2 separate regions of the Homo sapiens genome follow, and region 2 is linked to region 1. Evidence: chromatin loops called from intact Hi-C (ENCODE). Cell type or tissue: ovary. All regions are shown on one strand.

Evidence for each region. Hi-C counts contacts between places; a loop is a spot of excess contacts. Peaks named below come from ENCODE experiments on the same cell type or tissue, not always from the same donor. Only the 100,000 strongest peaks of a DNase experiment are listed, where the experiment ranks them.
Region 2: a loop joins it to region 1, with 5 times the contacts of the local background. A loop is called at or near these places in 16 of 110 quality-filtered maps.

The regions. Positions count from the first base shown.
Region 1 is chr20:35,131,103-35,139,102 of GRCh38, forward strand. MMP24-AS1-EDEM2 (MMP24-AS1-EDEM2 readthrough) reads right to left here. Exons shown (of 15, transcript NM_001355008.2): 9 at 6,778-6,903; 10 at 3,636-3,847; 11 at 540-681. It overlaps EDEM2 (ER degradation enhancing alpha-mannosidase like protein 2), which reads right to left. Exons shown (of 11, transcript NM_018217.3): 5 at 6,778-6,903; 6 at 3,636-3,847; 7 at 540-681. Among named protein-coding and RNA genes, the nearest start is that of EDEM2, 12 kb to the right of the region's middle. RefSeq lists an enhancer at 2,270-3,469. In ovary, no CTCF peak of the experiment used is centred here; a DNase peak (open chromatin) is centred at 3,600; H3K27ac peaks cover 993 bases.
Region 2 is chr20:34,863,964-34,871,963 of GRCh38, forward strand. All of the region lies in intron 1 of GGT7 (gamma-glutamyltransferase 7), which reads right to left. Among named protein-coding and RNA genes, the nearest start is that of GGT7, 4.9 kb to the right of the region's middle. In ovary, no CTCF peak of the experiment used is centred here; no DNase peak of the experiment used is centred here.

The sequences.
Region 1 (8,000 bases):
TGCCATGTGCAATGGCCAGGAGATAAGAAATCCAGGGCTACATACACAGAATGCAGCACGCTTCAGTTGGCTTTTGCAAGAAGGCATCAAGTGCTGTAGTGGGCATGAAGTGGGCAGTGTAAGTCCATAGTGACTCTGAATTCAGAACTGATTCTGCAGGCACTCAGGCCAGGCGTGGTGGCTCACACCTGTGATCCCAACACTTTGGGAGGCCAAGGCGGGCAGATCACCTGAGGTCCGGAGTTTGAGACCAGCCTGGCCAACATGGTGAAACCCCGTTTCTACTAAAAATACAAAAATTAGCTGGATGTGATGGTGTGCGCCTGTAGTCCACACCATCACATGCCCAGCTACTCAGGAGGCTGAGGCATGAGAATCACTTGAACCTGGGAGGCAGAGGTTGCAGTGAGCCTAGATTGTGCCACTGCACTCCAGCCTGGGAGATGGAGCAAGACTCTGTCTCAAAAAAAAGTTTTTAAACAAATCACACATCAGCAAGAAAAATGAGGGGAAAAGCTCCCTTACTCTGCCATTTTTACCTAGGAACATGGCCATGAGCTTCTTATCCTGAAGCAGGATGGCTCCTTTCACCAAGTACTCAAAGTAGGAGTCCACGCCAGCCCCGATGCCTGCGTCCTGGGCCACCCACTTGCCAGTGAGCACATCAATGTGGTTGCCGACCTGAGAGAGAGAAAGACACACGGTCCCAACGGGAAGGCCGATGGCCAAAGAAGGATCTACTCACCCCCAACCCTGACTGCCCAGGGAGATGCAGGGCAGGTGCCCCAGTGCTTCTTGGGAAACATGCAGACCCTGAGAGGGAAGGGCAATGCTGGATCATGGCCAGCCTTCCTGTACATCTGCATAGTAGAGATGCATCTCATGCACATTTATGAGGACTTAATTATACACATTGAGCAAAAAATGAAAAAGAAAAATGATTTGGAGTGTTTATGTCCTGCCTAGAGTGAGTGTGAGATGGGAGATGAGAATTTGCTGTTGCCGCAATCTGTCTGATTTCTCAGCACCCAGCATGTGATTCCACTATCTGAAGACACAGACGTGCTTTACGTATTTCCATAAATTAACTCAATAAGAACATCCACCAAGAAGCTGACAGAGTGGTTCTAAGGAGAGAAACCGAATAGCTGGAGACAGGGGCAAAAGGGGACTTCACCAATGTCACTGAGTACCCTTTTTTGTATCCTTTGACTTTTTTTTTTTTAATTGTTCAGTCTCTGTAGAGACTGTGAAAAATTGGCAATGCCGGCCAGGCGCGGTGGCTCATGCCTATAATCCCAGCACGTTGGGAGGCTGAGGGGGGCAAAATCACTGGAGGTCAGAAGTCCGAGACCAACTTGGCCAACATGGTAAAACCCTGTCTCTAATAAAAACACAAAAATTAGCCAGGCATGGTGGTGTGTGCCTATAATCCCAGCTACTCAGGAGGCAGAGGCATGAGAATCACTTGAACCCAAGAGGGGGAGGTTGCAGTGAGCCGAGATCGTGCCACTGCACTCCAGCCTGGGCGACAGGGGGAGACTCTGTCTCAAAAAAATAAACAAAGATACGTATTTTTCTATTTTATTGTATTTATTTTATTTTTTGTATTTTTAGTAGAGACATGGTTTCTCCCTGTTGGTCAGGCTGGTCTCGAACTCCCGACCTCAGGTGATACGCCTGCCTTGGCCTCCCAAAGTGCTGGGATTACAGGCGTGAGCCACTGCGCCCAGCCAAATATATGTATTTTTCATATGGCTTAGACCCTCATGGAAGCTGGTAACTTCATCTGGTACTCAAAGAAATAGCTAACTGTTCCGCGTTGGTTTGTGTCCCCCCAGGAGCACAACCTCATTCTGCCTGAAAGTAGTTGATTTGGAAGGTAAGTCCTTGTAAACACCAGTAGAGGAGGGGGAAGTGAGGCAGGGCAAGGGAGGCGGCATTTAAGGGGTATGCCATCAGGCAGGTTTCCACCATGGGAACTGGAGTTCAATCTTGCTGGGGAGCTTAGGAATTCAGTGTAGAGCTCCAGCTTCGGAGTGATCCCACCCAAGGGGCAGGGAACTGGAATGTTTATCCACCAACTCCCATCAGTATCAGTTACCGGCTTGAGAGCTACTCATGGGTAGCATTAAATCCTGGTACCCTCAGCCAAAGGCAAGCAGAGTGGCTCCAGGCACCAGAGGAGACCCACAGGCAAAGAGGCGCAGGTGATGGCAGTTGGAAGACTGGCCAGTGTGCATGGAAATGTTAAGAGTTGAGAGGATATGGGCATGGCACCAACAGAGTCTACTACGGTCCCACTGCTGGAGCAAAACCTGCCTGAGATGGACTAAGGGATTTACTACAGGTCTCCAGCGGGGCACCTTTTTTTTTTTTTTGAGATGGAGTTTCGCTCTTGTTGCCCAGGCTGGAATGCAATGGCGCGATCTCGGCTCATCCCAACCTCCACCTCCCAGGTTCAGGCAATTCTCCTGCCTCAGCCTCCCAAGTAGCTGGGATTACAGGCATGCACCACCACGCCCGGCTAATTTTGTATTTTTTAGTAGAGATGGGGTTTCTCCATGTTGGTCAGGCTGGTCTCGAACTCCCAATCTCAGGTGATCCGCCCGCCTCAGTCTCCCAAAGTGCTGGAATTACAGGCGTGAGCCACCGCACCCAGCCTTAGGGGGGCACCTTCTTAAGGGATTTTCGGGGAGTCCTCACACAAGCTTTACTTTTCAAGCTGGATTAGCACCAGACTGCATAAAATGTGCCTAGACCTAAATGCAGTCTTCCTAAGTCAGAGTGACTCAGCAAAGTTGGTATTAATATATTAACGTTACTGCTGAAGTAACTGAGGACCAGAGAGGTTGAGTGACTTGCTCAGGGTCACACAGTTTCGATGTAGCAAGGCCAGGGCTTGAATCCAGTTCTGACTAAATCCAGTGTTATGTCCTGGATGGCTTTGGCTCAATTACTGTTAATCTTATTGATTATCCCATTTAGAAGCTGAAACTGACCTTAGAGATCATCTGGTCCAAAGTGTGTTCAATTTCCATGGGTTAATAGTACTGGAAGATAAAGGGAAGCTCTGGTGTTAAATAAGTTTGGGAAATGTTAAATTAAACAAAGTTGAATAGATTTCTTTACTAGAGGATTTTTATTCTGCTCATGTGCATTCTGACTCTCCAAAAAAGGGGGGGATATTATATCTAATATTCCCCTAACTTAATTGGCCAAGACTCATTTTTTCATGCAACTGCCACTCAGTATCTCTCAGAACCGGTGTCCTAAGAAACACAGCAAATACAGATAGACGCTAAAAATGAAGGCCGGACGAGCTGATGATCTGAAGCCGTCAAGTGAGTCAGGGGCATGAAACATACGACCCTCTTCCTAGAAATCAGAGAATCTCAACTGGTCAAAGCTGAATGCAGCCCCTGCTGCCTGCCAGAAACGTGCTTTCCCACTCTCCTCCCCACTCCAAGCCAAACTTGAATTGGAGGCTTGGTCTATTTTTGGTGTCCTGAGCCCAAATCCTGGACCACTCCCAAGGTCACCCTAAGTTTTCCTTGGCTTGACTGCAACTTATTGCTCAGAGCCCTGGGCCTCGTAAGCAGGGACTCAAACAGGAAGGGCAGCAGCGAACCTACCAGCCCGATATCTGACCGGCTCTCCCAGAGGCGCATCAAAGCCACTCTGGCCACATCTTCGAACACCGGGTCACCAGTGAGGCTGCTCAGGGTGGCAAATTCAACAATGAAGGTCCCAATCCCTGCCGTACAGGTGACAGGGGTCTCTCCTGGGTTCACGCCATGAAGTAAGTTCACTGTTCCATATGGCATGCCAGTGGGGGTCTGAAAGGCTGAACAATCGACAAATTATGATCCCGGACAGGAGCAGGGGGATAGGGATAGTTCTGATACACGCCCAAAGCCTGGGACCTTAGCCAGCACTTCCCTCTTTCTCCTGGGTATCCTGCTAGAGTCTGAGCCAGAGAAAGATAAATGTCATAACTGGAGGGCCCTGAGCAGCCACCCAGCCCAGATGCTGTCAAACACTGCTCTGCATAACCTTGGGTTCCTGCTCATCATGAGGGGGCAGGGAGCAGGCTGTGCTCCACACACACTCGCTTTAGCTAGAGAGCTTTACCTATTTTTATTTATTTTACACTACGCCTTCAAAGCCCAGGCAGGTAACTTATTGTGATGCAGGCAGGGTTTAAGCCACAGAAAGTGGTGGGGCTTGTGGCACAATGACAAGAGTAAGCCCCGTTCAAAGCCATTCATAGACTTTTGGCTCACGCCTATAATCCCAGCACTCTGGGTGGCCAAGGCAGGCAGATCACTTGAGGCCAGGAGTTCGAGACCAGCCTGGCCAACATGGTGAAACCCTATTTCTACTAAAAATACAAAAATTAGGCAAGCGTGGTGGTGCACGCCTGTAATTCTGGCTATCTGGGAGACTGAGGCACGAGAATCGTTTGAACCCAAGAGGCGTGGGCTGCAGTGAGCTGAGATTGCACCACTGCACTCCAGCCTGGGTGACAGAGCGAGACCCTGTCTCAAAATAATAATAATAATAAACAAAGCCATTCATAGACTTTAAATAAAGATCTCTGCTTTAAATAAAGAGTATAGGGGCTAAATTATTTTTAAAGGGAAGCAAAATAGGATATAAACCACTAAACCACGGATATAGTATGACCCTCGATTTATAGGTAGGGAAAACCATGCCTGTAAAGAAGTAATTCAGCCACAGGTCACACAGAGAGAGTCAAACAGAGCTGGGATGGGAACGCCTCCCCTGTGCCCACCCCAGCCCCAGTCCAGTTCTCTGCCCGCCCCACCCAAGTGGCACCCAAGTGCCTTCTGGTTCAAGACGAGAACTGGACAACCAGCCAGAGGCAGAGATTTCCTCTCTGGGCCTAAAGGTCAAACAACTCCAGAGCAGCCTATGCGTCACCAAACTGTGAACAAAGGTGTCGACACTTCCAAGAACCACAGGGTCTAGCAACTGTGTCTGCCACAGACAAGAAACTTGCAATCTGGCAGGCACCAGCGGGAGAGCAAGTCACAACCAGGAAGGGCTCTAAGCAATATTTCAGAAAAAGTCAGGCTGTAATAAAAAGAAGAGGAGTGACAAAATCCTGTTTCTTGACCTTTTTTTATAAAATGACCAATGACCAAAAATAATTAAATTATAAAGGAGGAGCAGCTAGGCAGAGTTTCCAGAGTTTCCTCCAGGGATGAATCACACAGGACACAATGTCTGCAAGGAGACGCTCAAGCCATGAGCCATGAGCCATGAGTGAGACCTGAACCTAGCTCACCCGCTATCCTCAGCTCTCCCCCAAAGGAGAGGCAAGTGCTATGTGAGAAGGATAAAGAGGCCGGGTGTGGTGGCTCACGCCTGTAATCCCAACACTTTGGGAGTCCAAGGCAGATGGATCACTTGATCCCGGGAGTTCAAGACCAGCCTGGGCAACATGGTGAAACCCCATCTCTACAAAAAAAAATTTAGCCATGCATGGTGGCATCTGCCTGTAATCCCAGCTACTCAGGAGGCTGAGGTGGGAGAATCAACTGAGCCCAGAAGTTCGAGAGGCTGCAGTGAGCCATGATCACGCCACTGCACTCCAGCCTGGGCGACAGAGCAAGACCCTGTCTGAAAAAAAAAAAAAAAAAAAAATTAAGAAAGAAAAGGGATAAATAAGTGAGATGGCCAAGAGGTGATGGAAAGCACAGTGTGACGTGTCTGGGTGTGAACAGTCCTCAGAGCCTCCACCACACCCTGAAGGGAACACAGTGTACAGTTGATGCTACTGAGCCTGGTGTTACTGCCCCACTAGACAAAAACATGGAGGCTTGACCTGCAGCCCTGGACACAGCTTAGCCACAAAACAAATCCCTCTCGTTTTAAAAGTGTTGGACGTTCTCTAAGCAGTTTCTCCTTCCTGACCTCATTTTAGCCTCTCCAAAACCCGATGTGGTAGGGAAGTAGAAATTATGATTCTCATTTGATAGATGGGGAAACCAAACTGTGGAGAGAGGCCAGACACAGTGGCTCATGCCTGTAATCCCAGCACTTTGGGAGGCCGAGGCAGCCAGATCACTTGAGGTCAAGAGTTTGAGACCAGCCTGATCAACGTGGCGAAACTTCATCTCTACTAAAAAATACAAAAATTAGCTGGGCATGGTGGCAGGCGCCTGTAATCCCAGCTACTCAAGAGGCTGAAGCAAAAGAATTGCTTGAACCCAGGAGGCGGTGGTTACAGTGACTTGAGATTGTGCCACTGCACTCCAGCCTGGGCGACAGAACAAGACTCCATCACAAACAAACAAACAACAAACTATGAAGAGAAAGAGTGGCTTGGTCACGATGTTGGCTGGCAGAGCTGAGTCTAGAATCCAGGGCTGCTAATGCTCACACCAACACCCTTCCCTGGGCCCCTGTTACTCCAGCAGTGTGTGGAATAACTGTAGTACCTGGAAGGGGACAAATGGGCTCATTCAAAATAAGGGTAATGGCCTTCCACCCACCAGGCTGGCCACCTTCAACCATCCCCTGCAAACAATAATGAGGTCAACTCATCCATCCGGGTCAGGGCCCCAGCAGGCCCTTAAAATGCCCAGGACACTCCTGATTTCCATGGTGGGTGCCTGGTGGGTAGAAAGACCAAATACACCTGGTGAGAAATACCAGGAATTAATTCAGCACTGCCACTCTCATCTTCAGCAAGGGAAGCAGGACCTACTGGACTTCGTCTCTGCCCCATCTCTGTGTGGGTCTTACCTGGGAGGAGTTTTCGGGCCGCCTCCTCAGCCATTCTCAGGAGAGGCCCGGAACAGGGCCATCCAGCCTCTACTTCCACCCCAGCCTTCTTGGAGAGCAGATGAGCAGACAGGAGTCCTCCTACCACTACAGATGGCACAGAAAGCAAATGGCACAGTCCAAAGGGAAAGACCAAGGGATCAAGGATCTTTCCCCTGTGCGAGTTAAACATAAACACTCTATTGTGGGGCGCATGTTCTCAGGACCTCCTGAAGCTATTTCACGGGTAAAAACAAACAAACAAAAACCTCACTCTGTTGGGGTGGCTCACTGGGAAGGAGCTAGAGCCACCCAGCGAAAAAAGAGTCCCTTAATCCCACATATTTCTATGGTGTTAAGTTTATGGGGTTTTCTTCTCTTGGTTCATCACAGGAACAGTGGCTATTTTTTGTAAGTCCCTATTGTGTACCAAGCACTAAGTACTACTGTCCCCTCTTCGTATGAAGATACTGAGGTTCCATGAGATAAAGTGACTTGCCCCAGGTCACCCATCTAGTAGGTGGTAGGGCTGAGTATCTTTGATTCCAAAGCCCATGCTCATTCCATTTGTCACTCTGTCTGTCTCCCAGTCACCTGTCATACCTGGGGGGAAGGGGTAATGATGGTTATTACCTTTATTTTACTAATTTATCTATTTCAACTTATTATGCAATATGTAGAACTTTTTTTTTTTTTTTTTGAGACGGAGTCTCGCTCTGTCACCTAGGCTGGAGTGCAGTGGCGCGATTTCGGCTCACTGCAAGCTCCGCCTCCCAGGTTCACGCCGTTCTCCTGCCTCAGCCTCCCGAGTAGCTGGGACTACAGGAGCTCACCACCATGCCCGGCTAATTTTTTTGGATTTTTTTTTTGTAGACACGGTGTTTCACTGTGCTAGCCAGGATGGTCTCGATCTCCTGACCTCATGATCCACCTGCCTCAGCCTCCCAAAGTGCTGGATTTACAGGCATGAGCCACCGCACCCGGCCTACTTAGAACTTTTAAAAAGACACAAAGGTTCTTGGAAATACAGCTAAATAGATATCCTGAGTGGCCCTCTCAATGAAAATAACTGGTGACCCTAAGTTTCAAAATTCCCCTCCTCCCTGCAGAGGGGGAATAGGAGACCAAGGTCAGACCTGCCCCAAGTGGAAGTCTGATAAAAGGTCCCTATGCAGGCCAGGCATGGTGGCTCACATCTGTAATCC
Region 2 (8,000 bases), 270 kb before region 1:
ACCTCACTTCAGTTATCAGCTCACTCATTCCTTAAATATGGAGAGCCCTATGCTAGGTGCCAGGGGACGGGAACAGATAGTTCCTGCCCTCATGTGGTTCATAGAGCCCTGGAAGAAAAAGCCAATAAGCAAAGGAGTCTATAATTACAAGTTGTGGCAGGTGCTATGAAGAAAAAGGAGGAAATGACAGAATAATGGTGGTAGGGGAGGGAGGATTCCTTAGCTGCAGAAATCAGGGAAGGCCTCTCAGGAAGTGACTTTTAAGCTGAAAACTAAGGGATGAGAAGGAGCCAGCTATAATGTAGAGCAAAGAGTATGTGTGTGGAATGTTCTGGAAAGAGGGAACAGTGGATGCAAAGGCCCTAAAGTGGGAATGAGCTTGGCACATTAGAAAAAAAAATAACCAAGGCCTGGGCGGCTCTGGTGTAGCAGGCATGGGGAAAGAGTAGTAAGGGTGGAAGCTAGGCCAGATACATACTGAGCGCAGTGGCTCAATCTTGTAATCCCAGCACTCTGGGGGGCCGAGGCGGGTGGATCACTTGAGGTCAGGAGTTTGAGACCAGCCTGGCCAACATGGTGAAACCCCGGCTCCACTAAAAATACAAAAATTAGCTGGGCATGGTGATGTGTGCCTCTAATTCCAGCTACTTGGGAGGCTGAGGCATGACAGTCACTTGAACCCACAAGGTGGAGGTTGCAGTGAGCCGAGATCGCGCCACAGCACTCCAGCCTGGGTGACAGAGTGAGACTCTGTCTCAAAAGAAAAAAAAAAAAAAAGGAAGATATGTGGGGCTCTACTAGCCTGGGGAGAAGCTTGGGTTTTACCCTAAGGACTATGGGAGGTCACTACTCGAGAGGCTATTTTTGTTTGTTTTTGAGATGGAGTTTCGCTCTTGTTGCCCAGGCTGGAGTGCAATGGCACAATCCTGGCTCACTGCACCCTCCGCTTCCTGGGTTCAAGCGACTCTCTTGCCTCAGCCTCTCCAGTAGCTGTGATTACAGGCACATGCCACCATGCCTGAGTAATTTTGTATTTTTAGTAGAAACAGGGTTTCAGCATATTGGCCAGGCTGGTCTCGAACTCCTGACCCCAGGTGATCTACCTGCCTCAGCCTCCCAAAGTGCTGGGATTACAGGTGTGAGCCACCGCACCCAGCCCACTACTAGAGAGTTTTAAGCAAGAATGTGAAACCATCTGTTCTGTGTGTTATTGTTGTTGTTTGAGACAGGGTCTGGCTCTGTCACCCCAGCTGGAGTGCAGTGGCACCATCTCAGCTCACTGAAACCTCTGCCTCCCTGCAACCTCTGCCTCCCAGGCTCAAGCCATCCTCCCACCTCAGCTCAGCTTCCTGAGTAGTTGAGACTACAGGCATGCCCCACTACACCTGGCTAATTTTTGTATTTTTTGTAGAGATGGGATTTCGCCATGTTGCCCAGGCTGGTCTCAAACTCCTGACCTCAAGTGATCCACTCACCTCAGCCTCCCAAAGCGCTGGGATTACAGGCATGAGCCACTGCGCCCGGCCTGTTTTGTGTTTTAAAATGATCCCTCTGGCTACTGTCTGGAGACAAACTGGAGGACGATAAGAGTGGAGGTAGGAGAGAACTGAAAGCTCACTATTTGCTGGTGGCTATGGACAAGTCAGTCAAGTCATGCACCTCACCTTCCTCATTCTAGTAATGGAACTAATCCCTAACTGGTGGGATAGGGGTACAAGGATTCCATGAGGTGATGTGCACCCAGTGCACTGTAGGTACTCACTCCAAGTTATTTCTATTCCTTTTCCACCTTGACCAGGGCTGAGACCCTCTTCCATCCCATAGCTCCCTCCTCTGAGTGTTATTAGCTGTGAACCCAGGTCCCTAAATGGCCTAAAGGTCCTAGGTGTTTGTGAACAGTAAAGAAATAGTCTTTACTTTACCTTGACCTCATGCTGTACTCACAATATGTTTTTTAAAGTTTATTCATTCAATTTTTTTAGTACCTGCTACTATGCACTAGGACTATAACCCCTTTAAAAGTCTATGTGATAATATTAAAAACTGACCATTTTATTGTTCTGTTTAAAATACGTGGTTCACTGATGCCAACATAATAAACATCTAAGCTCCTTGTGGTGTTTAAAGACCTTCATGATCCACAGTCCCATCTTTTGTGTAAATAAGAAACCAAATATATAGATAAAATGATGATATATGCAAGAAATGTTTATAAATTATTACAGAAGTTACTCTTGGGAAAGGATACTGAAGATGGGAATGAGATGGGGTGGGAGTTTTTTTGGTTTGAAATTTTTACCACTTATATCTATTTCCTTTTTAGAAATCAATACATAAACCGGGAGTGCTCGTGCATGCCTGTAAGCCCAGCTATTCAGAAGGCTGAGGCAGGAGATCACTTGAGTCTAGAAGTTCAAAGCTGCAGTATGATTGCAATATGAATAGCCACTGCACTCCAGGCTGGGCAACATAGATAGACCCTGTCTCTAAAAAAAATTAACACATATATTTTGAAATGAAAAGGAAAAATTACAGGGAGATAGGAATGGGAAAGGGGACTTTTTTATTCTTCCTCACTATTGCTTTTTTTTTTTTTATCATGAACATGTAATTTTTGTTTTTGTTTTTGTTTTTGAGACAGAGTCTCACTCTGTCGCCCAGGCTGGAGTGCAGTGGCGCAATCTCGGCTCACTGCAACCTCCATCTCCCAGGTTCAAGTGATTCTCCTGCCTCAGTCTCCTGAGTAGCTGGGATTACAGGCACATGCCACCACGCCTAGCTAATTTTTTATATTTTTAGTAGAGGCAGGGTCTCACCATGTTGGCCAGTCTGGTCTTGAACTCCTGACCTCAGGTGATCTGCCTGCCTCAGCCTCCCAAAGTGTTGGGATTACAGGCATAAGCCACCGCACCCTGCTGTTTTTAAACTTTATTTTCAAAAAAAGGTTATCTTCTGAGACTCTCCCTCACTTCATAATGCTTGCCTCTAACCCTCAACATCAGCATCACAGAGTCTGTAAATAAAACTGGAATTCATCCAAACAAACAGACGTTAAACACCCACTGTAGGCACAGAACTCTCCTTGGCCCCTAGAAATGTCTTGTTGTTGTTGTTGTTGTTGTTGCTGTTGCTGTTGTTGTTAATAGAGACAAGGTCTTGCTATGTTCCCCAGGCTGTTCTCAAACTCCTGAGCTCAAACAATCATCCCGCCTCAGCCTCCCAAAGTGTTGGGATTACAGGCGTGAGCCACAGCACCCGGCATTAGAAGTTTCAAAAGAAGTGTGGGAAAGGGTTTTGAACTTATATTTATTGATGCTGACTACATATTAAGCATTTTACATATATTCCTTTATTGAAGTGTTCCCAAGACTTTATGAAATAAGTCCCACTCTCGCCACTTTACAGATGAGAAAACTAAGACCAAGAAAGGTGATATTGCCCATCTCAGGTCATAAAATGAGTAAGTGGGCCAGGTTTGGTGGCTCACGTCTGTAATCTCAGCACTTTGGGAGGCCGAGGTGGGAGGATTGTTTGAGCCCAGGTATTCAAGACCAGCCTGGGCAACATAGCAAGACTCCTGTCTCTACAAAAAAATTTTTTTAATTAGCCAGGAATGGTGGTGTGCACCTGTTGTCCCAACTACTCGAAAGGCTGAGGTAAGAGCATCACTTCAGCCTGGTAGTTCGAGGCTGCAGTGAGCCACTGCCCACCAGCCTGGGCGACAGGGTGAAACCCTATCTCAAAAAATTTAAAGTAAAATATAAAATAAAATAAAATGAATAAGTGGCAGGACCAAGAGTCTGTGTAACTAGAAAGCCTCCTTCCCATTGCTCCACATGGCATCAAGAGCCATTTCTACCCTCAGAAACCAACCTTACAAGCTAATTTTTGTTGCTATTTCTTGGTACTTATTGCTTTGTTTTTGAGAGATAATCTTCCTGCCAGGCTGGAATGCAGTGGCGCAATCTCGGCTCACTGCAACCTCCGCCTTTGGGTTCAAGCATTTCTCATGCCTCAGCCTCCCAAGAAGCTGGAATTATAGGCATGCACCACCATGCCCAGCTAATTTTTGTATTTTTAGTAGAGATGGGGCTTCACCATGTTGGCCATGAGGCTGGTCTCAAACTCCTGGCCTCAAGCAATCCGCCCGCCTTGGCCTCCCAAAGTGTTGGCATTACAGGCGTGAGCCACTGTGCCCGGCCCTAGGTATGGTTTAATTTGTTTTCTCCAGTCAGATATAAGGATCCAGGAGGTAAAGGTGACATGTCCCTATCATAGCTATTCAAGACTCTCTACTCCACCAGTCCATCATAAAGTTATTGATTTATACAATAAAAATATTTACTGAGTACCTACTATGTGCACTGTGGAACAGCTAGGGCAATAACAGTGTTGATTTTACTGATAGGGAAGAGCAACAGCAGGATACTGGAAAAAGATTAATTTGCAACCAGAAGGAATAAGTCTTTTGGGAGAAAGATGACAAGTTCAATTTTGGTTATTATAAATTTGTGGGACACCATAAGAAGCTGTCTGGAGGCAGTTGGCCTAGTAGATATCTAATTTTTACCTTCAGGGCTCATCCCTGGTATCTGCTTGGATACCACTTCTCATTCAATTTTCTTTTAAGGAACATTCTCTCTCCTCTCTCAGCCAACTCCCTCATCCCTGACCAAAGTATATAACTCAGACTTGGCCAGTCAGAACAGGTACCTCTGTGCAGTAACAGGCAATGTGAACAAAGCCAGGCCAATAAGACCCAAACTTTGTTATTTTGCTGGAACTACTGGGAAAGAGAAAGGCTCCTCTTTCTATTACACTTAAGTTGCTAAGTTGGTAGGATGTAAGCCTGTAGCTGCTGGGGGCATCTTGCCCCTAATAAAATGGGAGGCCTTCTGCCAATGAAGCCCACCAAAAGAAGGCAGAGCAAAAGATGGAGAAAAGTCCATTCCTTTTTAGGTACCTTAATCCAGCTATGCCTGAAACCCCATATCCCTGGACTTTTCAGTTATGCTACCCAGTAAAATTCTCTTTTTGGATGTAGCTCAGTTAAACTGGGTTTATAACAAAATAATCCTGAACAAAATTGATTATACAAGTCCAGAGTTTAGGAGAGTGATCTTGGCTAGAGGCTAGGGTCATCCCTGGCTTGTTGTTTATTCCCTTAAGGGGAGAATCACTAAAATAAATAAATAAATAAATATATATATATATAAAATTTTGAAACAGTGTCTCACTCTGTTGCCCAGGCTGGAGTACAGTGGTATAATCTCAGCTCACTGCAGCCTCAACCTTCAGGGCTCAAGCCATCTGCCCACCTCAGCCTCCCGAGTAGCTGGGACTACAGACAGGCATGCACCACCACACCTGGCTAATTTTTGTATTTTTTCTAGAGACAGGGTTTCACCATGTTGCCCCGGCTGGTTCTGAATTCCTGAGCTCAAGCAATCTGCCCACCTTAGCCTCCCAAAATGCTGGGATTACAGGTGTATGCCACTATGCCCGGCAGAATCACCAAAGATGTCTGAACCAGGGAGTGACATGACCAGAAGCGATGGATGGATTGGGGTGGGGACTGGGCAAGAGGGAGGAGGCAGGAGGAGTAGCTAGAAGCCTATAAATAATATTGATAAGAGAGGTTGGTGGCTTAGTCTACAGTGGTGATGACAGGGATGATGAGTAGGAATTTGGAAGATACTTAGGAGGGGTGCAGAGAGCACTTGATCACCATTTGGAAATGAGAAGAAAAGGAGGAGTCCAGCATGCCATTCATTATTGGGAGACTGGGTGACTGGCAGTGTCATTAATGGAGAATGGCAGTGGAGGAAGAGCAGGTGCATGGGGAAGGGATATGATGAGTTCAAAATAGAACATGCTATAGATGAGGCACTTGCAGGACATCTGGAGACACAGGCCTGGGAGAGAAAGGAACACAAGGGCTTGGAGCTCAGAAGAAAGAAAGTATTTCCCAACCTTGGAATGATCACTGTCTAGCTCTCTTTCCCACAGAGCCTGATGTGGGGTGCCTGGCACTTGGGTTTAGGGAATGGCAGGCTAGAGGCTAGCTGGGCACAACCAAGGTCCTGGCTAAGAGGATGGTGCTGTGCCACTAGATGGTACCACCAGGTTGAGAACACAGGAGGCCATGTCAGCCTGTAGTCTGGTCCAGGTGAACCGAGGAAGCCTTGGGGCTTGGAAGTAGGATTGGGAGATATGGCATTCAAATGATTACACTGAAATGATGGCAACACACAAACCTGACACATAAATTTGGCATAAGGTATAAACTCCCAGAAGCTCAGATGACTAGGATCTCTGCTGGATTTCCATACAGGGGTGAGGGCAGAGCCTGTATTGAACTTCCCAAAATACTCCCTGAGGTTTTGGAACTTGCTCTCTCCTACCATTCTTTCATCCTCTCTCCTACCATTCTTTCATCCTGAGATCTTCTCTCTCATGCATTTATTCATTCAACAATTATTGAGTGCCCAATAAATAAATAGAGATGAGGGTTTTTTTTGTTGTTGTTGTTTGTTTGTTTTTTTGAGACAGAGTCTCACTCTGTTGCCCAGGCTGGAGTGCAATGGCGCGATCTTCGCTCACTGCAACCTCTGCCTCAGCCTCCTGAGTAGCTGGGGTTACAGACACCTGCCACCAGGCCTGGCTAATTTTTTTTTTTTGTATTTTTAGTAGAGATGGGGTTTTGTCATGTTGGCCAGGCTGTTTTTGAACTCCTGACCTCAGGTGATCCACCCGCCTCAGCATCCCAAAGTGCTGGGATTACAGGTGTGAGCCACCACACCGGCCAGTGTATTTTGTTTTGTTTTTTGTTTTTTGTTTCTTTTTGAGACTGAGTCTCACTCTGTCACCCAGGCTGGAGTGCAGTGGAGTGATCTCGGCTCACTGTAACCTCTGCCTCCCCAGTTCGAGTGATTCTCCTGCCTCAGCCTCCCGAGTAGCTAGGATTACAGGCACCCACCACCATGCCCAGCTAATTTTTGTATTTTTAGTAGAGATGGGGTTTCACCATGTTGGCCAGGCAGGTCTTGAACTCCTGACCTCAAGTGATCCACCCACCTCAGGCATGAGCCACCGCGCCCGGCCTATGGATAAGGTCTTGATGCTGGAGAAAGGAGAGTGAACAAAACAATCATGATCCCTGCCCTCATGGGGCTTACAGACAGGGAGTAATCAGATAATTGCACAAATAAATAATCATAGATTTTGGTAAATGCTAAGACATTTACAGAGGGCCAGAAGAAAACATGTCAGGCAGTTCCAATCTCTAGGTCAAGAGAGACAGGCATTCTCTGTTGAGCTGGAAGAGGAAACTAAGGCCCAGGACAGGGTAGGTGTGCCTGTTGTCGCTTGGTGAGTCAGGGCTGTATTAGGACCAGAAGTCTCACTCCTGACTACTGAATAAAAGGCCTAGCTTCAGGCTGATATCCATCATGACACATCTTCCCACTCCTCTCCCTGCTACCTCCTGATTCCACTCCCTTTGGAAAATAAGTTTTGATCCGCAGCCCTGACATTTGACGCCCATAAACCTCTAAACTCCATCTTCATTATCTCCTCACCCCCACCCCATACAGAGTGCAGTCCAGTCAGGTTGGCAAGGGCTGCTGGTCAGGGCCAGATGACCAGAAAGTGTAGAGGAGGAGAGAATTTGGGGCTTTCAGGCTGGGAGCAGCTAGGGAAGGGCCAAGCCGGAAAAGCAGCATCTGCCAGGCTGGTAAGAGACAAGGCTCAAGTGCAGGCACTGCGAGGAAGCGAGAGTGAGGTAGAAGGATGCTCTAATGCCAGGAAGTGACGTGCAGGGACAGAGGGATGGGGGATGAAGGATGAAGAATGGAGGGGAGGATGAAGCTGGGCCACATGGCTAGGAGGAAGAGCAGCAGGGAAGGAATGCACAGAGAGCTCTTTGCCCCCAGGTCTCTTCCAATCCCTGTCTCCTCCTTCTCTTACCCCCACTTCTCACAATTCCAGCAGAGGGCTGA